2 separate regions of the Homo sapiens genome follow, and region 1 is linked to region 2. The links are chromatin contacts, found by Hi-C or POLR2A ChIA-PET in ENCODE. All regions are on one chromosome and are shown on one strand. Each heading gives the region's core, a stretch centred on a gene start or an enhancer-like site at or near the end of the contact. The rest is flanking DNA. Distances are from core to core; before and after follow the strand shown.

Region 1 (4,016 bases), core at 81-2,580, 440 kb after region 2:
TGGAGTGCAATGGCGGGATCTCAGCTCACTGCAACCTCCGCCTCCCGGGTTCAAGCGATTCTCCTGCCTCAGCCTCCCGAGTATCTGGGATTACAAGCGCCCGCCACCACGCCCCGCTAATCTTTTTTGCTTTTTAAAATTATGAAATGCGGTATACACACAGAAAAGTGCGTGAACACACACATATGTACCATTTAATAGATAGTTATAAAATGATCCGCCCGCCTCAGCCTCCCAAAGTGCTGGGATTACAGGCGTGAGCCACCGCTTCCGGCCTCAGGAGAGGATTCGTGTTTGCTTCTCCCAACGTCCAGGGAAGCGACATTTCCTATTTGCTTTAGACTAAAATCTATACTTGAATTTTTTGTTTACTGTAGGTAATATTAACTAGGGTTGCAGTCCGTGGAGGGCCGACTATGCGAACGGTTTCTATGAACCATCCTTTGCTGAAGGCTGAAACCTCTTCGTCCCCTGGGAGAGTTCCTATTCAGGCCTTCTTGTAGTTAGTTCATCCTTGTGTTGACAGCTGTATTAGGGTTCTCCAGAGAGACGGATCCAGTAGGATATAGACGTAGATCCAGGACAGGAGATGGACTGGGGGAGCTGGCGTTTGCAATTACGGAGGCCGAGAAGTCTGTGAGCCGGAGACCCCGGGACTCGGGTAGCCGGGCTCAGCCCAGGTCGGAAGGCCTCAGAAGCGGGGAAGCGGATGGTGTGGCCCTCAGCACGACCCACCCCAAATCATGCCTTGCCAGGTTTCTGGGAATTCCTGGTCCAGCCCAGCTGGCACCTGACACTGGCCGTAACGGCAGGGCCACTGTTAGCTGTTAGCCTCAGGGCCCCAGGTTTAGGGGCGGTGTCTCCGTTGCACGTGCACCCCGAGCGCGCCCGCCACTCCCCACATCAGGAGCTCTGTTCCTCGGGTTCAGCAAACGCCCGGGCGAAAGCAATCTTAACATTCTGGGCTCCCGGCACCCAGACCTTGGGCTGATGCCCCTTGCTAGTGGGTCAGCTCTTTAGAAAATATATTCTAACTATTTCCATCAGCATTTCCACTTATTTTGTGCAGGAGAGTTGAACCCAAACCGTCTGGGTCGGGGTCGGTCAGGCCCCGCCCCCTGACGTCATCTCACCCCCACCCAATCCCCCGCGCCTACCTGCCTCCCGGCCCCTCCCCTTCCCGCCCCTCAATCCCAGCGCTCATCTCTGCGGCCACGCCCGCCCCTTCCCGCCACCCAATCCTAGCGCTTGTCTCTGCGGCCGGGCCCCGCCCCCACCCGCCCCCCGCCCAATCCTCGCGCGGACTCATGTTTGCCCGCTCGGCCGCCGTCTCTCGAGTCTCCGCCAGATCCGGGGCGGGTCCGCGGCCGCGGCGGGAACATGGAGGAGCTCCTGAGGCGCGAGCTGGGCTGCAGCTCTGTCAGGGCCACGGGCCACTCGGGGGGCGGGTGCATCAGCCAGGGCCGGAGCTACGACACGGATCAAGGACGAGTGTTCGTGAAAGTGAACCCCAAGGCGGAGGTCAGGCAGCGGGTCGGGCGGGCCGGGGGACCGGTTTCTTTCCGGAGAGGGTCGCGGGCCTCGGCGCGGGGCGCGGCCTGGGCTTCTCCCGCCGGAGGCCGTGGGTGGCTCTCCCGGGACTGCCGCCGCCGCCCCTTGCGGGGAACCCTTTGCGCGGGGCGAGCGGTGAACGGGGGCGGCGGAAGCGTCCGGGGCGTCCGGAGGAGTTTGCACCTGCGGGGAACTGTCCGGAGCAGGAACCGCGGCCGCCCCACACCTCCTGTTCTCCGTGAACTTTCTCTCGGGGGCGCTACGTGAAATGGGGCGGGACTGGCTGCTGCAGTCTTGCTCCCGGGGTTCCTGCCCTGCGGTGCTGGTTAAGTGGGGTCGTTCTAGCCGGGGAAGCTGCTTAAGTCCTCAGCTTAAGTGACTCTGGAGGTGTCCATCCCCCGTGAGCCTCGGTCAGTACGTTGTGAAACGGGGCGAAGGTGCTGCCCCCAGGCCAGCTGCTGCGCCTCACCACACCCTGGCATGCTCTGTCCTTCTGTTAGACTCATTCTCGGGCCGGGCGCGGTGGCTCACGCCTGTAATCCCAGCACTTTGGGAGACAGAGGTGGGTGGAGCGCGAAGTCAGGAGTTCGAGACCAGCCTGGCCAACAAGGTGAAACCCCCGTCTCTATTAAAAATACAAAAATTAGCTGGGCGTGGTGGCGGGCGCCTGTAATCCCAGCTACTCGGGAGGCTGAGGCAGAAGAATCGCTTGAACCCAGGAGGCAGAGGTTGCAGTGAGTCGAGATCGCGCCACTGCACTCCAGCCTGCTGGGTGACTGAATGAGACTCCGTCTCAAAAAAAAAAGAGTGTTCCTAGCAGCGGTGACATGGCAGCTGTGGTGGGGCTCTGAGGCTGAGGAGGTGGGGACTCTGAAGAACTGAAAGAAGGATGAAGACAGCTGGAAGTCAGGAGCACGAGGAGAGTGTGTGTGTCTATGTGTATGTTGTGTGTGTGTACGTTGTATGTGTGTATGTTTGTAATGTTTGTATGTTGTGTGTATGTATTGTGTGTCTGTGTGTGTGTAAGGGTGGAGCCCCAGGTGAGGATGGGAGAGTGGGCAGGGCAGTGGTGTGTGTCTCAGGAGAAAAAGAAAGGCCGCTGGCCCTGACCTGTTCTGCGGGGATCACTGCTGTGTATGTTGTGTGTGTGTGTCTGTGTGTTGTGTGTGTATGGTGTGTCTGTAAGTCGTATGTTGTGTGTGTTGTGTGTCTGTATGTGTTGTGTGTGTGTTGTGTGTCTGTATATGTTGTGTGTGTGTGTTATGTGTCTGTGTGTGTAAGGGTGGAGCCCCAGATGAGGATGGGAGAGCAGGCAGGGCAGTGGTGTGTGTAGCAGGAGGAAAGGAAAGGCCGCTGGCTCTGACTTCTACTCTAGGGATCACTGCTGTGTGGTGAGCCAGGGGGACCCAAGGGAGGAGTTGCTGTGGTCCCGGGGAGTTGGATGGAAACGGCATCTCAAGATGAGGTGGTTTCCAGTGCTGGGCAGGAGGTGGCATGGAACTTGGTGGTCTCTTCAGGTGAAAAGTGACCCCAGGTCACTGGCATAGGCAGCCAGGGTGCCGCCTGCACCTGAGAGGTCGGGTGAGTCTGTGTCCTGTAGGTGGAACAGGACTGCAGTTGAGGTGTCGTCTGAGGACACTGACAGGTAACCCATGTTCACAGTCCCACTGTTGCCGGATCTTAGTGGAATATTAGTGCCTTCGATTTTCCTCTCTCCAGAGAACCTCCCAATTCAACCACAGCACACAAGTGTAGTCCAACACTGGAAAGCTCAAGCCCTCTTCTTCCAGTACAGCCTCTGAACCTGTAGCCTACCCTGTTGGCAAGTGTGTTTGAAAACACTGTCCATGTGTATGGAATCCTCAGTCAGGATAGTCTTGGTTTGAAGTTGTAATGCTAGAGGAAAACATATCTACAGAACCTTCCGGAAGTAACCTTGCCTCCCTGTATTTCCACTTCCTCTCGTATTTTTCTGACAGGCCAGAAGAATGTTTGAAGGTGAGATGGCAAGTTTAACTGCCATCCTGAAAACAAACACGGTGAAAGTGCCCAAGCCCATCAAGGTTCTGGATGCCCCAGGCGGCGGGAGCGTGCTGGTGATGGAGCACATGGACATGAGGCATCTGAGCAGGTGCATCTTCACACCACCCCCCACCTGGCTTTATTACCTGAGCAGGTGTGTCTTCACACCTTGTTTTATTATGTGTGTCTTCACACCACCCACTGGCTGGCTTTATTATCTGAGCAGGTGTGTGTTCACACCACCCCCCAGCTGGCTTCATGCCCCGCCCCGGCTGGCTTTGTTATCTGAGCATCTGAGCAGGTGCACCCTCACACCAGCCCCCAGCTGGCTTTCTTTTCCACCAAGTGGTTCTCTGATGACTGAAGCTTGTACTGGGGACATCATTTTGAGGAGTGTAATGCAAAGAACCCGTGACTCCACATACCATGAGTTCTGCAGAATG
Region 2 (4,083 bases), core at 114-2,613:
TCCGTCTCAGGAAAAAAAAAAAAATTACAAACTTGAAGATTTAAGCCAACCTTTCATCACACTTGTGTTCACGTGCATATTTTTCCATTGTAAATATGACACAACCCAAAACCTTCTAATCCCATTGTTTTTGAAATCTACCTTGAGACTGTTACAGTCTAAAGGACACCTCATGAGTACAACTACCTCATCTGCCTCTCATCTTGCCAGCATCTTAATCCTGTGTGACTTTCTCTACATTCACCTAAACTTAACCCTTGCTCATTTGCACTCAGTCACCGCTCCAAGGCCAAGGGGAACCGTTCAGAGAGAACCCCCAGCGGGAGGGCAAGCCCCACTCCTAGCCGGGCCACTCCCCCGCTCCACACGGCATTTGGGTCTTTCTGACATTTTCCCCCACGAATGCAAGACACCGGGGCAGCCTCTGAGGGGGCAGCCAGACAGCCCCGGACCGGGCTGCGGAAGAAAGAGCGTGGCCTTTGTTTACTGCGGTGACCTTAGGCGTAGAGGAAGCCGACGCCCGCTTCGCGGCCCCAGCCCTACCCCCTCCCCTCCCACGGCCCGCTGCCCCCACCCCCGCCCTGCCCCTCCCCCAGGCCCGCCTCCCCACGCCCCACCCAGCCCTTCCCGAGTCCGCTCCCCACGACCCTGCCCCTACCCAGGTCGGCTCCCCAGAGACCATGCCCCACCCCGGGTCAGCTCCCCTATCCCCTCCTTCCCCAACCCTCCCCTCTCCAGACCCTGCTCCCCCGACCTGGTCCTGCCCCTCCCCCACGTCCGCTCCCCACTGCCCTCCCCACCCCTGGCCGCGCTAGCCTAGTGGCCGTTGGGTTCTGGCCACGATCCGGCGGTGCCGGGACTTGCGCGGAGACCCCGCGGGGGCCACCACTTCCTTCCGCGATCGCGCTTGGTCTTGGCAGCCGCAGGGCCCGGGTCTTCGGGCGGCGGGCGGGGGCGGCGGGGCCTCACCGAGATAGATGTCTCCGAAGGAGCCGCTGCCGATCTTCCGGCCCAGCCGGTACCTGTTCCCGACTCTCAGCTCCATGGCGGCGGCGGCCCGATTCGCTCCTGCCCTCCCGGCCGCTTCCTGGGTCTGAACTCTGGGAGGCGGCGCCGCTGCTGCCGCTACTGCGGGTCCGGCTCCCGGCTCCGCCCCCCTCACGGCCCCGCTTTCACCATCGCTTTCCTGTCGCCCCGCCGCTCCCAGCGCCTCAATACGGGGCGGATGGGACAGTCCGAGCGCCGCCGCCGCTGCTCCGGCCCCTACCGGTCCCGCTTGCCCTCTCCCCGCCGCGGATGGACTCGGATCTTCCGGGCCTAAATCCCCTTTCAGCTGCCTAAAGGAGCCGCCGCCATCGCGCTGTGACGTCACTTCCCCTAGCAACCCGGCGGGGCGGGGCCGCGGCGCTCCAGGGGCGGGGCCGGGCGGGGCGAGCGCTCCAGGCCTCCTCCCGACCCTGCGCCGTGCCCAGCCCCTCTGCCCTCCTGTTACCCCGGGACCTCGGGCCGCCAGCCCCTTCCACGTGCAGGCTCCTGCTGCTCTCGCGGGGGCTTTTCGTGTGTCCCCCGAGATGTCGAGGAAGCCAGGTGAGTTCCTCGCGACAGGCGGTGCCCTTTGCAGGAGGGGACAGGTAGCTGAGGCGTGGACAGAGTGACAGGCCAGGCTCAGGGGACACAGGTGAGACCCCCTCACTGGGCTGCCAGTTCCCGGGCTTGGGGCATCCCAGTACGTCAGCGTCTGCGGCCTTACCTCCTGACACCTAAGGCCAGAGACAGAGCAGGCCCGCGCCCTGGGAGGTCCTGATGTCCAGCCTGAAGATTGAGGACAAAGCCACCACCTTTCACAAAATGAGGCCAGACCACCTGCCTCCCTCCAGTCCCTGCGGCCTGGAGACGGAGTCAACATTCTTATCTGTGTTGGATCTGAATGTTCCTCCTTGCAAAGGAAACAAGGAGTGGACGTTCAGGCTGATGGCCAGCTTCAAAGATCGGGGCCTTTGATTCCCATCACTGGGAAGAAAGCCCTTCAGACAAGCCCCCCCAGGCTGCAGGTGCATGGGGACCTTGAAGAACCCGTCCCCATGGTCCCACGTCCATGTGTCTCGAGACCTGTCGCATCCTCGCTGAAACTCAAGAATGTGAAACAGGTGAAGGTGTGTTTTGACGCATTAGCATACCAGGGCTGTGGTGTGGGCACCGCCGTGTGAGTGAGACAGCAGCCTCAGCCCGTCCAGGTCACTGCAGAAGAGGAAAGCAGCCCCCACAGGCCCCACAGTGGTGCTCGCCTTTCTCCACCCCCCAGTCTTTCCTCTCCACCCCTCAGCTCCAAACAGCTGGAGGTCAGGTCGGGGAGACGGGCGTCCATTCCCGAAATTACATAGCAGGGCCTGGAGACAGGAGATGCCGCCGGCCAGACCACCATCAGTCACTAATGAGGGATGGGCAGTCGGAACTGCCCAGTTTCTGAGTTACAGAAGCCGGGGGTGGGGGGCTGCCAGACTAGTAAAACTGACCTTGTTGGCGGAATCGCTCACGGCTTTTCTGTTGATGAACAGAGTCCAGCTCTCCCACGGGTGGCTGTGATCCTTCTTCCTGGGGAGTCCTGCTGTCCCTGACTAGGGGCACCTGCCCACCTGTCAGCTGCTCCTCCCTCGGCTGGTCCTCCTGGGCTCTGATGGCCCCAACATTTCTAGCTCTTCTCACCCATAGTGCCCCAAGCTTCATGCAGCTGCGGCAGGTACTGTGCCCGTCTGCCTGGCTTTTGTGTGTTTGTGTCTTGACTCTATAACCCGTGCACACGGACTGGGCTGTGGTGTAGTGGGGATGGCAGGAGCCCTGGGAACATGCGGGCTGGGCAAGGTGAGGCAGGCTGATTGCTGTGGCTCCCCCACCACCAGCCCCAGCCACAACAAACTGACAAAGGAAGAGGACAGTGGTACCCTGGAGCCCTGGGGTCAGAGAGAGGAGGACAAAGCAGGTGTGTAGCCCAGGGAATGACAGCACCCCTTCCGAGAAGACAGGGAGGGTGCAGACATGGCCAGGTTCTGAGCTAGAAAACTGTCAGCAGGGGGCTGAAGCTGAGGATAGTCATTGCCAAGGAACAGCCTCCGTCACAGAGGAGACGCACAGATGCGGTGACGAGGGAGGGATGCGGGGCTGGTGACCGCTGGGAACGGATGTGTGAGGCAGAGTCTCCAGGCATGGTCTGTGGGGCGGTTTGATGATACTAGAACATCTCAGAGTAGAAGGACGTCCCGACCTGCAGACTGGAAAGCCCCCAGAGCTCCCGGCAGGACGTATGAGGGCCAGCCCACACCCAGGTCTGTCCTGATACAACTGAACGCCACAGTGTCTTAGCTCCTTTACTGTTGCTATCAAGAAACACCTGAGGCTGGGAAATTTATGAAGAATCATGAGGTAATTTGTATATTTGTCCACACTAAACCTCATGTTGAATTGTAAACCCCAAGGCTGGAGGTGGCTGGGTCATGGGGGTGGATTTCTCAGGAATGTTTAGTACCATCCCCTTGGTGCTGTCCTTGAGATAGTGAGTTCTCCTGAGATCTGGTTATTTAAAAAGTGTGGGGCACCTCTCTCTCTCGCTCACTCGCTCGCTCGCTCCTGCTCTGGCCATGTGACGTGCCCGCTCCCCCATTGCCTTTCACCATGATTGGAAGCTTCCGGAGGCCTCCCCAGAAGCTGAGCAGAGGCCAGCACCATGCCTCCTGTAAAGCCTGCAGAACCAGGAGCCAAGTAAACCTCTTTTCATTATTTATTTATTTATTTATTTATTTATTTTGACACAGGGTCTCGCTCTGTTGCCCAGGCTGGAGTGCAGTGGCGTGATCTCGGCTCACTGCAACCTCTGCCTCCTGGGCTCAGGTGATCCTCCCACCTCACCCTCCTGAGTAGCTGGGACTACAGGCACACGCCACCATACCTGGCTAATTTTTCATATTTTTTGTAGACATGGGGTCTTACTGGCCCAGACTGGTCTCAAACTTCTGAGCTCAAGTGATCCATCCACCTTGGCCTTCCAGAGTGCTGGGATCACACGCATGAGCTACCATGCCGGCCCTCTTT

The links. Hi-C counts contacts between places; a loop is a spot of excess contacts on that map. ChIA-PET counts read pairs that join two places held with the same protein, here RNA polymerase II (POLR2A). Pooled maps may share reads with other maps.
Region 1: a pooled map shows a loop between it and region 2 (4-fold over the local background). The contact joins the promoter of FN3KRP here to the promoter of CSNK1D in region 2. A Hi-C loop is called at or near these places in 2 of 50 pooled maps. POLR2A ChIA-PET finds 5 or more read pairs at or near these places in 3 of 52 experiments (A549, CD4-positive, alpha-beta T cell and H1).

The regions. Positions count from the first base shown.
Region 1 is chr17:82,715,376-82,719,391 of GRCh38, forward strand. FN3KRP (fructosamine 3 kinase related protein) reads left to right here and starts at 1,331. Exons shown (of 6, transcript NM_024619.4): 1 at 1,331-1,521; 2 at 3,531-3,682. The coding sequence starts at 1,381. It overlaps LOC101929552 (a long non-coding RNA gene), which reads right to left and starts at 878. Exons shown (of 2, transcript NR_136400.1): 1 at 192-878. RefSeq lists silencers at 1,148-1,387, 1,408-1,487, 1,568-1,657.
Region 2 is chr17:82,272,337-82,276,419 of GRCh38, forward strand. It overlaps CSNK1D (casein kinase 1 delta), which reads right to left and starts at 1,364. Exons shown (of 9, transcript NM_001893.6): 1 at 970-1,364. The coding sequence starts at 1,045. LOC124904089 (a long non-coding RNA gene) reads left to right here and starts at 1,442. Exons shown (of 2, transcript XR_007065953.1): 1 at 1,442-2,737. RefSeq lists silencers at 764-813, 864-1,053, 1,294-1,503.